2 separate regions of the Mus musculus genome follow, and region 1 is linked to region 2. Evidence: chromatin loops called from intact Hi-C (ENCODE). Cell type or tissue: left cerebral cortex. All regions are shown on one strand.

What was found. Hi-C counts contacts between places; a loop is a spot of excess contacts. Peaks named below come from ENCODE experiments on the same cell type or tissue, not always from the same donor. Only the 100,000 strongest peaks of a DNase experiment are listed, where the experiment ranks them.
Region 1: it touches region 2 in a loop (2.0-fold over the local background); 6 of 42 quality-filtered maps call a loop at or near these places.

Annotation. Positions count from the first base shown.
Region 1 is chr4:135,014,182-135,022,181 of GRCm38, reverse strand. No RefSeq gene overlaps it. Among named protein-coding and RNA genes, the nearest start is that of Gm42327, 33 kb to the left of the region's middle. In left cerebral cortex, CTCF peaks have their summits at 3,937 (motif pointing left) and 7,181; DNase peaks (open chromatin) are centred at 2,852, 3,932 and 7,097; H3K27ac peaks cover 373 bases.
Region 2 is chr4:135,146,517-135,154,516 of GRCm38, reverse strand. Runx3 (runt related transcription factor 3) reads right to left here and starts at 1,972. Exons shown (of 5, transcript NM_001369050.1): 1 at 1,461-1,972. The coding sequence starts at 1,745. In left cerebral cortex, a CTCF peak has its summit at 3,872 (motif pointing right); DNase peaks (open chromatin) are centred at 872, 3,005, 3,921, 7,481 and 1 more place.

The DNA.
Region 1 (8,000 bases), 130 kb after region 2:
CAGTGCATCAGACTGGGTTTGACTGCTCCTGCAAACCTCAGAGACCGTGGGCCGAACAAGAGGAAGGTGTGCTGAGTAGCTTTATGTCAACTTGACACGAGCTGTAGACATCTGAGAGGAGGGAGTCTAAGTTGGGAAAATGCCTTCGTAAGATCAGGCTGTGGGCTAACCTGTAGCACATTTTCTTAATTAGTCATTGATGTGGGCGGGTCCAGTCCGTTGTGGGCGGATCCATCCCTGGGATGCTGGTCCTTGGTTCTATAACAAGCAGGCTGAGCAAACCAGTGAGCAGCAACCTTCCATGGCTCCTGCCTTCAGGTCCTTGCCATGTCTAAGTTCCTGTCCTGACTTCCTCTGATGATGAACAGCAATGTGGAAGTGTGAAACAAATAAACCCATTCCTCCCTAAGTTTGGTCATGGTTTTTCTTTACAGCAACGGTAACCCTGACTACAACAGAAGGTTTGTGTCCCATTGGTCAGGAAGCAAGGGCTCAAGTGTAGAAGCTGATGGTGCCGCATCTCTGTTTCTTATTTCTTTCTCCTTTGCCAGCCTCAGTACATGGCTTCATCTTTGCTATAGGTAACTTCGTGTTCCAAAATGGCGGCTGATGCTTCAGTTATCAGGTCTGAATTCCAGATGTGAAGACAGGGCCACGGATATACTCAACTAGCCAACACTGAGCTGACAGACAGATGGACTTGGAAATGTGACTTTTAGGGCTGAAGATGTTGGTAGAGTGTGCTTAGCATGTGTGGGGCCCTGGTGGCTCCCAAGTGCTGCATACACACATACATATAGGGGGTGAGGGAAATGCATACATGCATATGGGATGAGGGGCATGCCTATAATGTCAGCACTGGGGAGATGGATGCAGGGGGATCAGAAGTTAGGGTCATCTTGAGCTACAAAGCGACCCAATGAGGCCACCATGAACTACACAAAACCCTGCCGCAAAAATACACCAAACAAACAAAAAGCCAGAAAAGCAAAGAAGCTAGAGTAAGCAGAAAAATGGGCATGCTAGCTTCTGCTGGGGGTCCTGTGTCTGCCCTTCAGAACAAAACCTGCCCAGTGTCATGCCTTCCATATGACCACCCTTCTCCTCCAGGTCAGCTGTCCCGAGTCCTCACCCACCCCTTAGAGCACAGGCCGATAGGACATGGGCTGACAGAATCACTCACAGTGTGCCTGCTCCCTGGGGTCTCAGCTGGGGCTGGAGGAGTGAGGACCCCCAGCTCAGCCACCAGCAAGAGAACAACTCCAGGAAGGAGCAGGAGCCATGGGGCCCAGAGAGGAGAGGAAGGAGAGGTAGCTGGAGGGACTGGAACAAACGAGCTCACTAAGGCTTTCTGGTTTGGGAAGGAGGGAGAGGCGCTGGGCAGAAGGCTGGGGAGGTTTAGCTAATTTGACCCACCTGTTCTGGCTACACAGCCTGCTGACCTATCCAAAGGGAAACTGTTGCCTTTCCAGTTGCTTTGGTCTGATCTGGAATGCTCTAAGACTCCTCATAGCTAGTCAGTGGTTTCCCAGAATTCCACTGTTCCTCTTTCTAAACAATTTTTTAAATTCTGTGTGTGGGCACGTAGAGTCCAGAGGATGGCATAAGATCCTGGAGTTAGCGTTGTGAGCCACCGGGCATGGGTGCTGGGAATCAGACTTGTCCTCTGGGACGGCAGCAAGCATCCCTAGTTGCTGAGTCACTTAAGCAGCTCCTACTCCTCTTTTTGAAATGCTATAGAGCCCCACCCCACCCTACCCCATTTCACCAGCTGTGACTATGGCTGCTGTGAGCACTGCCCTGCCCCACCCCACACCCCGCCCCACCCACCCCACCAGCTCTCTACTACAATGGCTGCTGTAAGGCCTCTTTGGAAGTTCATAAAGCATGAAGATGGGGGTCCAGCGGGGAGTCCTGATTCTCTCCAACCCAACTCTTCACCTTCTTGGACCTGCCATTTCTTCTAAACCATATTTGGTCTCTGTGTTGCCAAGAAAGGTTTGTAGAGAAAACCAGTGTGGGCTGAGTGAATGCCCAACATGGTGTGGACAGCAGCTCAGGGGCCTCCATCCTCTCAGGTCCCCAAGAGGCCTGAGGACAGCTGTCATGCAGCCTGAGTGTGCCCTTTCCAGGAACTCACCAGAGACGCCTCACCAGGAAGGAAGGAAGAAGAGGAGGAGGAGGAATAGAAGGAGGGGGAGGACAAAGAGGAAGAGGCAGAGGAAGAGGAGAAGGAAGAGGGAAGGAAGAGAGGGAGGAGGAGGAGAGGGAGGAAGAGGCGCTACTCGTTGCCTACTGGTCCAGAGCTCCTCTACCAAGTGGGAGACAAAGAGAACTGTGGCCCCTTTTGTCAGCAACCCCAAGTTGGTGACAAACTCAGAGAGCATTCTTTTGTCTCCTCCCTGTCCAAACCCCTCTGATCTCTGGCCCAGCTCAGGTGGGGGCGGGGGGGGGGGGTGGTCCTGAGGCTCAGTCAGTGGAGGTAGAGGCAAGATCTGCATTTTAACAAATGCTAGCAAGCACCTGTCATGAAGCGGTCACCTGCCATTTCTTGAACGCCACTGGAGGAAGGAAAATTCAAAACTATAAGGCTAACCAGGGATTCAGGACTGTTGTTCCAGCTACTTAGGAAGCTGAGGCAGGGGGATTGGAAAGTCAAGGGCTGCAGAGCAAATCCAAGGCCAGTCTGGGCAAATCAATGAGACCGTGTGTGGAAATAGGGGCCTGCCTAGCATGGGTAAAGCCCCGAGTTTCATGGCCAACACTGTAGCACAATGTCACTTTGTGTCTGACTTGAGATGTGACTCATGCTGAGAGACACTGTCTGTATAATGAGGTGTCTGTGGGCTGTTTGCAGCTTTAGCTTTTATCTTTCATTGCATCTCCTAGATCATCTGCAATAAGCACCAGTTATTTTTAGTCAGAGCAGAACATGTGAGCCCTTTGTTGGGGACTCTGCCCACAAGAGCTAGCTGACCCTGCTCCCTAACTCTGGCCTCATGGAGGCTTGGCTCTTTGCTGTTGCCACACTTGTCCCCCAGCTCCCCACAAAAAGGCCTGACCTGGGACTTCTGGTTCAGATCCTTCCAGGTGCCCTCACAGGTAGCGTACTCTCTTCCACGAGCAGACCTGCAGCCAACAGGACCTTGTCAAGTGTGCAACACCATGGACGCCACCAGTGTTCTTCAGCTCAGAAGCCTTGGTCACGCCTGAGCTCTGCCCAAGCCTGCTGCTCTGCCCCTATGCCAGGTTCTGGGGTGATCCAGCCTGCCCTCAATACCCACCAGCCTGTCCAGTATCACAGAACAACCCTGGGTGGTTCTATACTGAATGTCCTTCTTTCATTGTGAGCTATGCTGGCTGTAAATGTGAACACAGGTTTGCAGGGTCTAGAGAGGCAACTTCTTCATGCTCACAGCCATGACGAATCAACAAGTAGGCTCCTTGTTCTGACATGGTCTTGCAGGGAGACCGTACCCAAATCAACCCAGCATCTCTGCATCGATAGACAATTCTGTCCAGTAATGAAACTGCTTTAAAGAGAGGTGGCAGATACCGGACACGCCTGCTGTGCCCTCCATGGCTTCACCCTGACAGACATTACTAATGAATCTTAGGATCCTTTGCTGTGGAGTCAAATCCATACCTCAGAATTTGTCTTAACACTGTGTACCAAGCAAAACAAACATTCAAGGCAAAAGCAGTTTACTTTTGTAACAAACTAGCTGATTAAAATGTAAAAAACCGTCAATCCTCAGTTCTCCAAGCTGAAGAACAGTGGTCAACACAGTGAACTGAGATGAGTTTTGGGTAAGAGTCCGCATTAAAGCCTGTTCGGAAGTCAGACTTCCTGCAGCCACCAACCATCATAAGCCAACTCCAGACCAACTACTTCCACCTTCCTGGAACCGACCGCTGGTCATTCGGCTGGCGCCCCCTACTGTCCAACAGTCTTTACTGCAAGTTTTCCATTTCCCCTCCTAGAGGAAGCACACACTGGCATGATCCCCGCACTGGGCCACACTGTCTCCTACTAACTGGGGAGGGCGGGGAGGAGGGGGTGGTTCTGTGTGACCCTGCTCTGTGTCTTCCCTTCCTCACCACATGTCATTCACACAGAGTTCTGTGGTCCATCCTCAGTTGGTAAACTCAGACCACCTGAGGAGAGGAGCCTGGTTCTTGGTCACACAAGTCCAGGACAAAACCAGGACTCGGAACTCTATAGTCCCAAATTTATGCTTTCTTTAGCGCCTTACCCTGTTCCTCCTCTCAAAAAAAGGCAGAAAAGCAGCCACCTTGGGCTCTGGAGCCCCTGGGATCCCCCAGGGCCTTCATCTATTTCCAGGTTGGCCTGGAACTGTGGAGAGATCTCTCTGGGGCAGTCCTCAGTCCCATGCCAGGGGCATCCCTTCCCCCACTTCTCTGAGCTCATCTCTTCACATGCTGGTGTGGGGGTGGGGAAAGGTGTGGTGGGGTCCCTCAAATGTCACTTCTGCTAGGAGCCCATCTTCCACCACCTGCAGGTCACACCACACTCCTCACTCTCTGTCTGTGTGGCCCTGAACATAGGGCAGGCACCCGATAATTACTTGTTGACTGGATAAATTAAGACCTCAAAACGGGAATAACAAAGGAGTCATGGACTGGGAACCAATGGGTTCGGGAATCGAGACTTGAGCTGGGTGTGGAGGCAAACACCTTTAATCCCAGCACTTGAGCAGGAGAGGAAGGCAGATTTCTGAGTTCGAGACCAGCCTGGTCTACATAGCCAGTTGCAGGACAGTCAGGACTACACAGAGAAACACCTCCTCTCCCTCTAGAAATAAATCTAGGTTTGGGGATACCCCCACTGTTGGGTAACCTTGGCAAATGTGTTAGTTACTCTACTCAGGGCTTAGACAAAAGTGACTTAAGAAAAGATCCAGTTTATTTGGGCTTAGAGTTCTAAGAGGCACAGTTTATCCTAGTGAGGAAGGTGTGGATGTGGGAACAAGAGTCACAGGACAGGTAGGAAGCCAAAAGTGACAAAGCTAGTGCTCGGCCCACTTCCTCCTTAGTGTGACGTCCTGGACCCCAATTCATGGGACGGTCCTACCCACATGTAGAGTGCATCTTCCCACCTGAATTGACCTAATCTAGAGGACTTCTCTCAGGCATAACCAGAGATTGGTTTCCATGGTGATTTTAAATTCTCATGAAGTTGACAATCGAGATCAGCATCATGAGTGGCAGCCTCTGAGCCTGGAAGTTTCTGGCAGGGAGACCCCTTTTGCAGAGTGCAGCCGAATCCTGAGCTCGATGAGGAGGGGAAGGAGCCAAGTCCCCTCGGGAAGGGAGAGAGTCCTGGTGAGCAACCCCACAGACCAAGCCAGCCTCTGGGATAAGTGCAGATGGCCTGCAGCTCCGAGTAGGAGGCCCAGAGACTGGGAGATAGGCCGCCCAGCCGCTGCCCAGGTGTGCCTGTTTGATCCCGGGGTGGGAAAGGGAGCCAGCAGCTTGACTGTGGGGCCCTCATCCCAGCTGGTGCCAGCGCTGGAGCCAGCCATGCCTGTGTCCAGATGACCTGGCAACACTAGGCATATGGAAAACTTGGGTGCTGCCAGCCTCAGGGGTAGAGGTCATAGGCCCTGCCCAGGGTCACAGGGGACTCATGGTTTCCATGCGCAAAGAGGTTTGGGGAGGAATGTGCAGTTCAGGTAGAGATGAGATAGGAGCTACCCACAGCTGCTAAGCAAAGGCTCGAAGGCTGCTAGGTAGGAATTGGATCAGGACCATGGCCAGGAAGGGCCACCAAGGACCCAAGCGTTACTTGGCCCATACGTTCAGGAACTGGAGCAATGGCTAGCTGCTCTCCATCCAGGCAGAAGTGGATGTAGACAGAAAGCAGGCTGGCCCTCTGACCCCTTCAATGACAGAAACATGTAAGGCACCATGTTCTAGATGGCCCCACAGTGACACTTCACCCATCAGTGTCTTAGTTAGGGTTTTACTGCTGTGAACAGACACCATGACCAAGGCAACTCTTATAAGGACAACATTTAATTGGGGCTGGTTTACAGGTTCAGAGGTTCAGTCCATTATCATCAAGGTGAGAACATGGCAGCATCCAGACAGGCATGGTGCAGGACTTGCTGAGGGTTCTACATCTCCATCTGAAGGCAGCTAGCAGAATCCTGGCTTCCAGGCAGCTAGGGTGAGGGTCTTAAAGCCCAAACTCACAGTGACACACCTACTCCAACAGGGCCACACCTCTAAATAGTGCCACTCCCTGGGCTAAACGTATACAAACCATCACAATCAGGAAATACTTTAGTCCCTAATTCTTACTAGGGTGGCAGTGACTAAGGGGAGATTAACCTAGGTTCAGATAAAGATCCCCTAAATACATTATCTCAGAATAACTAGGCAGAAAGTGGAAGGGGTGCAGGGAGTTCTAGCTGACATTTTATAAATGTCCCAAGAAGCCCTCAACACATGCACCTCCAACTGTGACTCTGCCTTCTGGCCATTCCGGATCCTGGTGCAGCAGAAACTGACGTCCTAGCCCTTGTTCCATCTCCTTCTACCTCTGATAGGGTCACCTCCTGACATCACCTCAGAGCCTGGCCACACCCCTCTGCGTGATAGCAATTCTAGGTTTCTTTGCTGGGCTGGAGGAGGTGGTCTCTGCCCTTTGGTTCCTCTGGCTATCCCTGTTCCAACTTAGCCCAAGAGGTAGGTGCTAGCTCCAGCTTAGACTTTGCAAATGGCAGCTTCCTAAGGTAAGTAGGTAACTTACCCTAAGATCCAGGGTTTGGGAGGCCCCTGCTCTAGAGGGGCTGGAAGAAGGGAGAAGGTGGTGGGCAGAAGCCCTCAGGGTGGGGACCCCATTCTGGACAAGGGATGGCCAGAGCACCTGAAGAATAAGCCCCATGACAGGGTGACAGTTCCTCCCTGTTCTGCCCCCTGCACCTGTCTTCCTTGTGACAGGTATCCAAAGGGAACTTCGCAAACTGTCGTCGGTCTACCTCAGCCCAGAAGCCCTCCAGATCTCCACCATGTGCAGCCTCCCACACCATCCCAGCTCTCTGGCTCCACATCCATCTCTCCACAGGACAGTGTGGGTGGAAAATGACACATGCTTGTGGAAAGATGTGGTTGAGTGTCCCCTGACGGTCGCAGAGCTCTCTGCAGCCAGACACCTGGCAGGTGAGCCTCACAGCTTGGCAGGAGCATCCACAGATGACAGCTGATGGCTGTCCGTCACAGTGCAGGCATGGGGCTGTTTCCTGCCTACAGCCTCCGACTCCTCACCACACTCCTGTGAAGCAGCAATTGCCACCATCTTCCTTCAGAGGTACACGGAGTTCAGAAGCTTGCAGGGTTGTATCAAGGAGCGACAGGGTCAGCCTTGAACCAGGGCAGTGAGGGCAGCCTGAAGCATCAGACTTGGACACACATGATCTTACACACACAAACATACACACACACACTCCCATATAAAAGAACTCACACCAATATGGGGGCTGATGCAGCTCCTCTCCTGTTTGTAGAATTCACCTTACACCTACTTTATATTCTAGTTTGTCTCTGCTAAGCAATTATTATTTCTCTGTGTATATGTACATACTGTGTCTATGCACATGTGTATTTTACACATGTGTGTGCTTCTGCAAGGGTGCACTCCTATGTGCACACATGTTGGGTATACAGACCTCTCACTGACCTGGAGCTTGCTATTGCAGCCAGGCTGGCTGGCCAGGGAGCACCAGGGATCCTCACCTCTGCCTTCCAGCCCTGGGCTTACAACCACGCACCACCCATGTCGAGCTTTCTTTACATGGGTTCTGAGGCTCAAACTCTGGTCTGCGGACCAGAGGCAAGAGTGTAACTGACTAAGCTATCTCTCCAGTCCTGTAAAATAGTCTCTAATTTTTAAAAAATAAAGAATAGAGGCTGGAAAAATGGCTCCACAGTTCAAAGCACTGGCTGCTCTTGCAGAAGACCCAGGTTGAACTCTC
Region 2 (8,000 bases):
AAAGGCCAGATTTCCTGTCAACATCCTGTCTTCTTTTAATTTCAAAGATTCCTTTTAAGCTCCAAGTGACAGTAAAACCTCCGATCTGACGATTACAGTCACACGGCCCTCATCCCCTCCTCCCCCTTCTCCCCTCCTCCCTCTCCTCCCCGGGAGATTTCCCCCAATGGTATTTTAAGATGTCACCCGGGAGACCTCAAAGAGTCACCAGCCTTCCCCCCACCCCTTTCCAATTTGAAGTCTTAATGGGAGCAAGGAGGGCCTCAGCTGCCAGCAGCCGCGTTTCCAGCCACCTCGGGCATCACTACCTCCCAGCCGCTGGCCCTTCCTACTCTGTCCTTTCTCACGGCAGCTGTGAGAGGTTTAGGGGAAAACCAAGGCGTTTTCGTTTCATCTGGCTGCCCCCCTTACAAGAGAGAGAGAGAGAGAGAGAGAGAGAGAGAGAGAGAGAGAGAGAGAGAGAGAGAGAGAGAGAAACGAAACAGTTGCCTATCCCTGGTATCGTTGAAAAATAAATTCTCTGAACGACTCTGGGGCTACCAGGATGGAGGCATTCCCCAAGTCTCTGCCTATCTTTCGGGATGCAGACTTATGCCGGAGGCAGCCCTTTAGAACCGGCCTACGGTCGCCCTGTGCAACACTTCAGCCGCTGAGGTTGAGAGTGTGGGAAGGAAGTGTTTCTGCTGCAGAGCAGGAGGCGCGGTGCTAGGCCAGGCCCTCCTCGCCCTCTGTGCCCCACACCTCCCGGGTCCTCGCCCAGCTCCGGCGGTCCTCATCCCAGTTACCGGTTAGACTGTGCCAAAGAATCTGGGAGCCCCAGTCCTCCGGTTTCCATGCCACTATACTCTGCAGGGCCCCGTGAAGGCCAGGTGGAACGGGGTATGGCTCCTCCAGGCTGTCTGTGCCACCGAGAAGGAGCGCCCCAAGTGTCCGTGTCCTCCGGCAGAGAGGCCGCGGTGTACCGTTCCCAACGGGAGGTCTGGGGTTCTGACTCTTGGAATAGGAACGGCAGAAGAACTCCCCACGCCCAGTTCTCCTGGACGTCCTCCTGGTACCTTCCCTGACTGATGTAACCATATTTCTCTCTGGACCCGGGCTCGGGCAGCGGGGACACCCAGGTTCCTCTCATGTTCTGTCGGGCCTGGGCTCCTGCAGCGTGGGTGACCAGGCACCCCTATGTCCTGCTAGCCGGGTGACCCCCTTTTCTTCCACCACGGTACCTCCCATGTTCTCTGGGGTCTGGGCTCTTATTGCGGATCGCCTGGAGTCCAGCGGGGGTCCTTCCGGGAGTGGCATCCTGCAGTAGGGGCGCCCGGGTACCCCGGTGTCTTGCCAGCTGGGTGACATCCCCTTTCATGTCCTACTTCTAGGTGCTCCCCAAGTCCTCCCCGGTATGGGCTCCTGCAAATGGGGGCGCCCAGGTTCCCCGGTGTCCTCCCGGCTCGGGCCCCTGCACTCACCTTGAAGGCGACCGGCAGCGTCTTGTTGCAGCGCCAGTGCGAGGGCAGCACGGAGCAGAGGAAGTTGGGGCTGTCGGTGCGCACGAGCTCTCCCGCGTGGTCGGCCAGCACGTCCACCATCGAGCGCACTTCGGGCCGGGTGCGGCCGCCGGGGCCCGCGGTTGCCTGCGCGCTTAGCGCGCCGCTGTTCTCGCCCATCTTGCCGCCGCCGCCGCCGCCGCAGGGGAAGGCCGTGGAGGGGGGAGTGAAGCGGCGGCTGGTGCTCGGGTCTACGGGAATACGCATGCCGCGGCCGTCAGGGCGCGGGCGGCCGCAGCCGCGGGAAGCGGGAGGCGGGAAGGCGGCGGCTCGGGGCCCGGCCAGCGTGGGGGGTGGGGGGAGGGGCGGCGCCGGGGGAGGGGGTGCGCCCCGACGGTCGGCCGCGCGCCCGCTAGTCCCGCATCCGGCGCGCGCGGCCGCCCCACGGACTCGGCGGCCGCGGCCCCAGCCCGGATCCTAGAGAATCAAGTGGCGGCGACGCGGCCGCCCGCGCGGGGTTAGTACCCCGGGCCTCGGGGCGGGGCCGTGCGAGCGACGCGGGGCGCAGCCAATCGCAGCCCCCAGGCTCGGGGTTCGCCGTGGAGGACCCGGTGGCTCGGGCCCGCGCGAGCCAAGCAGGGGCCAGGCTCCGCCCCAGAGGGTCTAGACACCCGCGTCCCGGTAGCCGCGCGGGGAGCCGCGGTCCCCGGAGTCAGGAGCGGCCGCTGCGACCTGGGCAGACATCGGGTTTCCAGCCTCCTGGCTGCGGCTCGCTTCCCCTCCCTCGAGTCGCAGCCTGGCTGCTTCAGCTCTGGCCACCGCAGCCCGGAACCTGCACCCTCAGCTGGTTGCCGCGGTGACACCCAAGACGGTTTTCTCATTCCCTCCACTCCACAAACGATTTTGACCCTAGAGCTTCCACCCCACGAGGGAGTCCACAGCTCCGCGCGGCCTTGGCTCTCGTCTCTGTGGCTTCTGTGTCAACCTTCGAGGCAGACAGAATAGGGGTTGCCACAGGGACCAACAGTGGGGTGGGGACAACCACACGGCTCCTGTCCACTCAAAACTAATTTCAGGATCGCGCAGGCCTCGTGGAGTTGTCCTCTGTCTTGGCAGCTCATGGGTCTTTGAAAACTACAATGGGGCCTACAACAGTGTGCTTTTTTGGAACATTCCATGCTACACCATACGCATGCAACCACCGTCCGTCTAGTGGAAGTGGATGAGGGTCTGTGGCAGAAAGAAGTCTTAACGCTCAGACTGCTTTCTCCCCACGGATGGAAAGGGGTCCTCCTAGGGCCGGGCCATAGTCTTCTTGGCCCTAAAGCGCTGAGCCTACAGAGCTGTCAGGTGCCCTGTGGGAAATCGGCCCTGGGGTCTCTGTGTTCCTCATGCTCCGTGGCCCAGCAACTCCTGGACTTCACTAACAACAACTCTTTCCCGTCCCGTCTCCTAAGCCTGGCATGGGGGCACAGACACACAACTAGAGAGTCCACGGTCACCGGTCACCGAGGGCTGTGCTCTCCCCAACCCCGTGCACTCCTTGGACGGCAGCAACGAACGAATGCATGTGTTTCTCTCACTGCTTTGGAAATTCGACTGCATTTTCGTTGCCAGCGACAGTGAATCTGTCTGCAACTACCAATACAAGCCCCAGAAGCGACACGATTTAGGATCCGATGGCGACAGAGGCATCAAGACCTCATCCTGGCTCTGACCTCAGCTTAGAACACTCCATTTTGTCAAAAAACGAAATCAGGCGCTGTGTGTACAACAGCGGGGTACTAGGTATGTCCTGAGTCTAACGAGTGCCAGGAGAATTGTATTCTGCCCCTCTCTGGGCCTTATGCCAGCGCCTCAAGCCACCAGGGAAGCAAGGACAGTGAAGGTCCCTTACTGGAACTTTTTGAGAACCTATGATTCGGAGTTGACCATCACTAGGCCTTGGGCCGCCATGGAAACAGCCTCTGGACCAGAGGGGATCTAGGAAGCCTGGCCCTGAGCATGGGCCCTCAGGGGGCTCCCCTGGAAAGGGAGCACCGCTAGTCACCAGGTAGGACCCAGACCGAGTCGTCTATTCTGCCCTCGAGCGATTGTGGGCCGTGACTGGCAGCCTCTGCGATGCGATGCATAAATTCGATTTCTTGAGTGATTCCAGTTTGCATCTGCCCCATACTAGTCCCTCCGCCTGATTTCTCTTTCTGATCTTACAACAAATTAATAACCGGGTCTCCGGAAAGTGGGGCTACAGGAATGACCCAACATCTGACCCTGGGCCCGGACTCAGCTATAACCCTCGGAAGACGCGGGCACCAGATCCAAGGGTTGGGGAAGTGCTGGCCTTCAGTACGCAGCCTGAGGTCGCAGGTGAAGGGTCGCCCGGGCTGAAGCAGTGTCGTGAACCGCCCACTAGTTGGCGCTGGCGCCTTGCTGGCTGCTCAGTTGCCCCCACCAGACTCAGAGCACAGACTTGCGCCTGCAGCAGGGGCAGCACGGGCAGCACGGGTTTTCCAAGCCACGGAGCGTTGGGGAAGAGCTACTTTCTGGAGAGTGCGCGCCTGATTTCTCTTTATACCAGTGGTCACATATCAGGTAAATGGATAGTGTGGTGTTAGGCCGAGGGTTGCCTGCCCGGGTTCTCACAAAGAGATACGGTTCTTTGGAGTCCCAGATACCGAAGGGCCTGCAACCAGCAGAAGTCTCCCTTCAACAGAAAGGCGCCGCCCTGTTTCCCTACTTCTGTTCCTGAGCTCCGTTCTGAGGATAGGATAGAAGGCTCAGACTTTCATCCTTATACCTGTCTAGAACCAGACCAGTTTCCTTCTTTCTTCTCTGGACCGACAAACCTAGAACTATTTATGTATGGTCAAATTTTCAGACCAGGAGAGCTGCCACCAAACAGGACTCATCGCTCCCTCTCCCTTCCCCACCGTGCGTACATATGTTCCGTCTTTCTTTCTGTCCCACAGTCGGGCAACAGTCTGCCTTCTCTCAAATGCTCTCTTCTAAGAGCACCTCACTGTGTCCCCAACAGGGGACAGGAAGCAGAGATCAAAGCTCCTCTCTCACGTGTATGTCCATTGTAGGGTAAATTGGACCAGCCTGGGCCATCTACAGCAGGCTCTTATCCTGAGAGGACACCCCCGCCCTCCAAGCCACTAAGGCTTCTTGGCTGTGCAATGTTGCCTCTGTCTTTGAGGAAATGGACTGAGTGGGTCTCATTCCTTGGAAGTCAGGAGACAGGGAAGGGTAGGTTTCAGCACACTTGTTTCTGGCTCATCTCTGGTTAGTTCTTAAGTCTGCTTCCTCCATCCCTCTGGTCCAGGGACCCTGTGTCGAATATTCCTGAGCCTTCCTCTCAACTGTACAGGGGAGAACAGCTGAATCTGGGATCACGTGTGAAGTGCTTGGCACAGGACTGCTCCAGAAAGACGCTCTATCACGCCAACTGTCTTTGCCAAGTGTCACACCCTCACCTGTGAAACACTCATCTGGTGGTAGCTTTCACAGCGCTTTCTAGAACTCAGAACCTAGGACAGAGCTGTGGCCACCTTGCTCCTCCTTTCTCCTAGGCTGGCCTGAGGGCTACCTGCTGCCTACAGACTATCGGGTGCTTGCCTTTACATAGAGCTAGCACTGAAGGCAACTTTTGAGGGCCTTCTTGCTGTCAAGGCTCCAGACCTTCACTACTGCCCTCCCACAAGCAGCCCTGACCTAAGTAGAAAGTGACCATCACCATGGACACCACAGTCCTTTTCCTCTCCCCCAGAGGTGTCGGTTCCTTCTAGAAATGGAGTGTCTCCATTCTGGTCCCGGCACCCAGTGTGGATCCTGCCTACAGCTTAGTCTCTGGAACTCTCAGGGGACTTTCCTATGTTGAGGGACTTCTTTCTAACATTCTTTCTTGGGGAGGGGGAACTAGGGGTTCCTGCTGGCAGGAGAGGGGCAGTGAGCACTCCCTCCCCAAGGCTGAGAGAAAGTGAAAGCCATAAAATGCTGTTAGTAAACACAACTCTGTATCCTGTTTTCAGACGTGTGTAGTTACTTACACGGTATAAAATATTGAAATACAAAAGATGTCATGTACCCCGACTGAGCACACCTGCTGAACCCGTCAGAACCAGCGGTTGGTCAGAGTACTGTAACTAAATTGAGAAGCAATCTCTTGAGAGAGGTGGAGGCCCCATTTCAGAGGTTTCAACTCTGGGGTCATCTCTCCCGGGTGACTTGAGGGAAGGTTACTGAATGGGTGGGTGTGTTTTCCAATTGCAGAATTGAGAACCGGATTTAGAGGGAGGGAGGGGAAGGAGGGAGAGCTGGGACACCTTTCCCAGCTCTGTCCCAGCTGGGGAAGGGGGAGGGGGACTGGCCCTGAAATGGGTTGGGCTAGAAGACCAGTCCCAGCCTTGGCTGAGGCTTGACTAGAAACCAGACAGTCTGCTGGCCTTAGAGATATGACTGAGTCCCCTATAACTCCACTCAGCCCATTCGGTGTAGTGGGATGGGGCATCTGCAGACCCTTCAAACCCCGGGGGACAGAAAGTTCCCCCAGAAAGGCCTAGGAAGGGGGGAGTGCAACGCTGCTAAGCTCACGTCAGTGCTGGACTTTAGGGTCCTAAGCAAGGGCCAGGAAGGACCAAAGTTGTTTCCCTATGGTCTCAGGCTCCCATCTGAGCAAGGAGCTTCCTAAGTCATCCTGAGTCCCATCTGGCTCTCTAGTCTGTGATCAAAACCTACAAGCCATTCCTGCACTCTCAGGATCCAGTCACCTTTTAGGGGATGGGAATCCCCACTCCCTCATGTGTGCCCTATCTGGATGCAGTTTGGCTCTGAGGAGGCAATCTTGAGAGAACTCATTGGGTCTTGGGGGGTGGAAAGGAAGCCCGCTATCACTGTCACCTCTGTATCTGGAGGGAGTTGGTCCAGCCTGGCAGGTGATGACCCCCATGGCTGCTGTACAGGGTGGGTGGGTGTGCGCAGGGCAGGCGTTGAGAGCCCTGGTTCTTGAACCACCTGCTGTGTGCGCCTGCTCAGCCTCCCTGTGTGTGCATCAGAGGGGCAGAGATTTTATTCTCTGGGTTCTCAGGATGCCCCGGGGTTCCCTGAAGAATGAGCTTCTCCTGTAGGGACTCGGCACCTCAACAGCACTCACCAGCCTCCCTCTTTGCTGTCTGTACCACAGCAGCGACTCCCACTGTGCACCCGGAGCCCAAGAAGGCCTCTGACAGAAATCTGTCCTTTGTCTCAGCTCACACCTATCAAGATGCCCACAGCAAGGGATGCAGTGGTCAGGGACAGGAAGGGAGCCTCTGCCTGGCAGTCACCTCTGTCACATTCTATACCCCATGCTCACTTATGCCACCTTAAAGCATTTTTTTTCTGGGGCCATCATGTCCGTTATACAAGAGAAAAACAGAAGCCCAGAGAGGTTAAGAAACTTGCACAAGGTTGCACAGCCGGGAAACCACAGAACTGGGATTCCCTCCAGGGAGCCTGACCCTAGAGCCCACGTTCCTGGCCACTCTGCTGTCTCAAGGAGCAGAATCAGATTAGAGAAGTAACAGCCATGGGGCAGCATTAGATTCCTCGCAGAAGAGTCCTGGGTTGGCTTCAGTATTCTAGTGTCACTCATGAAGGCTCTAAGACACCAAGTCCAAGACCCCGACATTGTCAAATAGCGGATCCAAGGCCTAAGGAGGGAAGGGTCTGTTGAGATCGGAACCTAGGCCAGGTTACTCTCTGGGCATCTCCTGCTGCCACCTCCTGCTGGCTGGGTCCCCATCTTCTGTCTGTCCCGTGCTGTAGGCTGTAGGCCCCCTTGTCCCCAAAGCCCACCCAGCAGTGCCTGGGCCACAGGGTCCTATTAGGGATTTTCCACCCCTCCAAAAAGGTCTTAATGCCTGTCAGTCCTTGTGAAACTTTAATTAATCTCAGAGGCCGACGACTTGAAGGAGAGCTGCCTTGGCCTCACAAGGCTGAAGATGACGGCTCCGTTTATGTGGTGCGGAGGAACGCTGCAGACATTCCTGCCAGCAATAAAAACCACATGGCTTTTCCAGCGTCGCCCTTGGAAAAGAGAGAAAAAAAAATGCAGCCCTCTGCGGAAAGAAAGCAGCTGTGTACTGTACGCATGGCGTGAGATAAAAACAGGCGTTCCGAGGTGGAGAACAGTTGGGCTTTTATGTCTCCTCCATGACCACCGTCAGTGGCAGGGCCCAGCGGTCACCCTCTTAGCCACAGGCAGCTCAGAGAACAGGGTTGGCCCCAGTGGAAGGCCTTTAGCTGCTAAGGAAAAGAGCCTCAGCCCTTCCACCTGGGCTGGGTCTAAGCTCCCTGGCTGTCTCTGAGGTCGTGCCAGCACCCTAGGGTGTGACCTGCACCGTGTCACAGGGCCCTTACTCCTCAGAAGGGCACGCACTGTGCTCAATGCACGCTCTGCCGCAGCAGCTTTGAAAGGTTTCGTTCCTTGGTGAACAAGGATATGTGTTTTATTTTTCATGGGCTCCCCCAAATCATATGGAT